2 separate regions of the Mus musculus genome follow, and region 2 is linked to region 1. A link is a loop called in an ENCODE intact Hi-C map of the cell type or tissue named here. Cell type or tissue: heart. All regions are shown on one strand.

Evidence for each region. A loop is a pair of places that touch in the nucleus more often than their neighbours do. Peaks named below come from ENCODE experiments on the same cell type or tissue, not always from the same donor. Only the 100,000 strongest peaks of a DNase experiment are listed, where the experiment ranks them.
Region 2: a loop joins it to region 1, with 14 times the contacts of the local background. A loop is called at or near these places in 7 of 42 quality-filtered maps.

The regions. Positions count from the first base shown.
Region 1 is chr2:104,884,255-104,886,754 of GRCm38, reverse strand. Ccdc73 (coiled-coil domain containing 73) reads right to left here and starts at 431. Exons shown (of 18, transcript NM_177600.4): 1 at 262-431. In heart, no CTCF peak of the experiment used is centred here; no DNase peak of the experiment used is centred here.
Region 2 is chr2:105,184,577-105,187,076 of GRCm38, reverse strand. No RefSeq gene overlaps it. Among named protein-coding and RNA genes, the nearest start is that of Them7, 39 kb to the left of the region's middle. In heart, a CTCF peak has its summit at 1,089; no DNase peak of the experiment used is centred here.

The DNA.
Region 1 (2,500 bases):
CTGAGTTCGAAGCCAGCCTGGTCTACAGAGTGAGTTCCAGGACAGCCAGGACTACACAGAGAAACCCTGTCTCTGAGCAGTCGACTCCGTCAAAACTTTTGACAAGGGTGTCCAACATTATAACACTGTATTCATAACGTAAACGTGGGTCAAACAAAAGCAAGCACCCTAAAGCACACAACCCTATTAAGAAAACGCAAGCATCGTATTACCAACCAGCAGACCTGATGGGTGGCGGCCGAGGTGGAAGTCTAGACCCACCTGAAGGAGACTTGAGGGCGACCAGGCCTGGGGAAGTCAGCACGAGGATTTGGTGGGACACCTGAGGTCCAGGGCGACCTTGGTAAGAAACTGGGTGAAAATATTAGAGCGACCTCAAACAGCGCTCAACGCAATGCCTGATTTACCTCAGCGAAGACCGCTCAGTGCTCAGCACTTCCGGGTCATCTTCCCCTACCCAAAGGCGCTTCCGGTTTTCAGTCCGCATTTGTGCGGCTACATTTAAGGAATTGGAGCGGACGTATGTTAGTTTTTCTTTTTCAAGACAGGGCTCTTCTTTGTAGCCCTGTTTGTTATGAAACTCACTCTGCAGACCAGGCTGGCCTCGAAAACGGAGATCTGCCTACCTCTGCCTCCTGAGCGCTGGGAAGACCACCACTGCCGCCCTGCGTATTATTTGGAGGCGGGGGAGGGGTGTTGGGACAGTGTCTTACTATGTAGCCTTGGCTACCTGAAACTCACAGAGATCCGCCTACCTGTACCTACATCCAAAGTGCTGGAATTAAAGGACTATGCCACCATGTTCTGTTATGTTCATTTTAAATAGTCTTTGGAACAATTTAAAAGCAAACAATAACAAAAAAATACCAACCAGTGTTATTGATTAGGAACAACGAACGCTGTAAGAATAAGAAGGAGGAGGTGCCTATCCATTTAATACCTTATGATTTTGGATGTTTGATGTTCATGAATATGTTATTCATCAAGAAGACAATGTAGTTTTTTGTTTATTTGTTTTTTAAGCGAAATATTACATAGAAAAGGAAATGTAGGGAGCAACAAGATGGCTCTGCAGGTGAAGTCACCTGCTACCAGACCTGACGACCTCTTAGTTCTATCACTCGTTGTCCTCTTATCGCTTCCTGTGCCAGGGAGAAGGGAACAGGAAACAGGGAGGGGGTAGAAGAAGAGAAGGGATGGGGGAAGGAGAGACAGAGATAATTTTTAACTTTAGAGAAAAAGAAATTCTAATCTTATTGATTGCACCTCTTCTCTATTCTGAAACCTAACACGATGGTTCACAGGTGAGAACTCATTCCATACAACTATTAATACAGTATGTTCCAGGCCTACAGAGCTTATCCATGCTACCAAAATCTGAAAGGACTCTGACATGCATAGGGTACACAAATACACATACAAGTCAAAACGCTTATATACACAAAATAATACCAAAAAAACCTGCTTTGTAAAGCTCTCTGTTTCACATTGCTATCAAATCTAGAAGTGTTTGGCTGTTACCATCCTCTTCTAATAATTCCTATCCACATTTCTCCAGGTTATCTCCAGGATCCCAGGCCTGAGTGTTGTAAGCTAGCTTCCTGTTCTCTAAGCTTTACATTTTCAAATTAGGACTATGTGTACTTGCCTTAAACTCTGTTTGATTTTTTTTTTTCTTTTAGTCAATCAGAGAACACAGAAAACAACTATCCTCATAGCTTCTCAAGGAATTATAAGTCAAAGTAAAAAGTTATAACATGGGATAACTGTATTTTTTTCAGTCATTCAGACCTGATAAATAAGTATAATTATTCCTGCTGCAAGGAATATTTTAATAGCTTGATGTTAGCTAGTAATGCCAACAAGGAAGCTTGCTAGTCATTGTTTTTTTTTAACTTACTTATTATTATAAATAAGTACACTGTACCTGTCTTTAGACACACCAGAAGAGGGCATCAGATCTCATTATGGTGGTTGTGAGCCAGCCCCACTAGTTATTATTAAAACAGTTCTCTGCTTTATTTTTCTTTGTGTCTCATAAAACTATTCAAGTTGAGAGACAAGCAATACAATACAAACAATACAATAGTTGAAAGGCTAAAGAGATGGCTCAGTGGTTAAGGGCACTCACTGCTCTTCCAGAGGACCATGGTTCAGTTCCCAACATTCATATTGTAGCTTGCAACTATCCATAACTCCAATTCCAAGAATCCTACCACCTTGTCTTAGTAAGGGTTACTATTGCTATCATGAAACACCATGACCAAAAGTAAGTTGGGGAGGAAAGGGTTTGTTTGGCTTACACTTTTACATCATTGTTTACCATTGAAGGAAGTCAGGACAGGAACATATTTTAGGTGTCCACAGAGCCATTCAGATCAAAACCTACTTAGGCATGTTGGTACAAACCTGTAATCCCATCACTGAGAAGACTGAGTTAGAAGGATCTAGCTTAGTCTGTATAGCAAGACCTTATTTCATAAAAGGAATCAAAGAGGTT
Region 2 (2,500 bases), 300 kb before region 1:
TTTTTCCGGTGTTTTTATATACTTTACATATGGTCAACACTGCGCTCCAAACACATTCATTTTAAGAGCTATTTGATTTTTGCCAACTTCCCAGGTTTCGTCTTATCTGCTACAATGCTTCATTTCACTTTGGAGAGACCTGAAATCCCAGCTCTGAGTCTTGTCCATGTATTTGGCTAGAAGCAAAACTAGTTTTCTGCATGATGTATACCCCAGCGGCTCTGGGGGCCCTGATCCCCTTAGGCTGTGACGAAGGCAGCATACAGCAGCTTCCGAGTTCCCAGAGACAAGGCCTGCTCCCAGTGGATTGCAGCCACTCTCTGAGGCAATGTCTCCATGTGAAACCTCCTTAGCTCCAATCTCCCAGTGCTAATGGTCTTTCCTGAGGAATGGCATCCCAGCTTTTCCAGGATGGAAAAAAGTCCAAAACCAGGAGATCCCACTTCCTGCTGATTAGAACCTGAACTCTGCACGGAGCTCAGAAAGCTAGACTCTAAAACTGGCTTTGCTACTAATGTTGGAGTATGAGTCTCTCTCTGTACAAGGAGACTGGGCTACACGTTTTCTTTTACGCCCCAATCCTTTAACCCTCAGAATCTTTTCAGTTCTGTTTAGTTCTAACAACTTAAATTAGTAGTGGTTTCCCATTGCCAAGAGCTCACAATGGGTCATGCAAATTGTTCAGCACCTTAAAGGCACACGCCATGCCCTCGGAGCTATGACGTCATCTCTCTTCGGCCCACTGTTTTAAAATGCAGTCAGCTTATAGAGTAAAGCGGGACAAGCTACTGTAGGAGTCCTCCCCTGACATGGGTCACTGACTGATGCCCTCGCCTAACAAATGTGCTCCACATGGGATTCCACAAGGAAATGTCGGTAGACGCTACAGTTTGAAGATCCACACCATTCAAGCCCCACTAGAAGGATTTAGGGGGCTAGAAATTACTCTGGCTACAATATTTGTGTGGGGTTTGAGGGTTAAACGTGGCCATAAGGATTAGACCCTAATCAATGAAACTGTGGCTGTAATGGTTAGTTTCTAACGTCAGTCAGCTCGTCACAACTTGGAATCATCTAAGTAGAGAGTCTCAAGTGAGAAATGTGTCCATCAGATGGGGCTGTGGGAGCATCTTTGGGAAACTGTCTTGATTGCCTTAGTTGATACAGGGAGACCCACCCTAAATGTGGGTGCTGCCTTCTTGTAGCAGCCCAGGCTAAAAGGACATAGAAGAAGAGTATGTGCCTTTTGGTTGGTTGCTTTCTTCTCACAGAGTTCATTTATCTATTGCTGCTGCTGCTTCTGATGATGATGATGATGACGACGACGACGATGATGATTCTTTTGCTGGTATCAGAAGAAGCAGCTTTTCTGGGCTTCCAACATGGGCTAAGGACCAGTGGTCCTCTAAGAGCCCTCTAGTCCTTCAGCACCAGATTGGGACTGCAGAGGTTCCCCTGCCTCGTAGACTGGAAGTAACCACCTGTTTTCTGCCTTTCAGATGTAAGACTATTCCAACCTTGTTGTGTAAACTGATTTAATCAGCCCTTCATGTATATTTCATTATTCTAGACAACCCTGACTGATACAGCAGCAGCTTTATGACAATAGAGAACTAAACGGAACTTAGAAGAAATTGCTGTGGCTTCTTTTTAAAGTCAGCGCCAGTTTCTACAAGTACTGAGTGAGGATGAGGAAGGAAGCAGAAGTGGTCAGGTGCAGTTAGAGGAGACAGAAAGAGAAAGTGAGAGTGACAGCAGAGGCCACACACCTTACACAGTCCTCCTCAGCTCTTCGCAGGGATCACCCTCACCTCAATGGGCTTGTTAGTCTAGCAGGACAGGATAAAAAAAAAGTTTCTGGGGATGGTTAAGAGATGTGTCCCCTGACCACCACTGATCATCAGTTGAGCCAGAATTAAGCATCATGGACTGCTTCTATCATATTTGATTGGCACAACTGATGGCTTGTGGCCAGAGAATTCAAAGACCTGGGACCCAGGCTCACATCTGCTAAGGACAAGGTTATGTTGGGTTTCAGAGAAACAACCGGCGTCTCTGAAAGGTGGAAGACATTTCTTTGCCAAACTGGTCTTTTCCTGTGTAGTAATGGAGCTGAGGTGACGAGGGACCAGCCAAGCCCAGCTGGGAGAGGTTCTTCTGTTCAAGGGATGCCCCATGGCTGACACAGGAACCATCTCATGAATTGAGGTGTCAGGACAGCACATTAGAGGAAGCATAGGACATGTGATGTTAAGCCAAAGCACAGCCCCTGCTGAGCACATCTTCAAAAAAAAAGAAATTGGGCTTCTTCAACACACACATACACACACACACACACACACACACACACACACACACACACACACTTGTCTCTTTGGCTCTCTCTGTGAAGACTATATGCTTAAAAAGGAAATGCCCCTCCTGAGAGAGGGAATCATGGACTCTACTAAAATAGACTTGTTGCCCAGACTCTCAGGGATTGCCCACCATACAGAAAGCA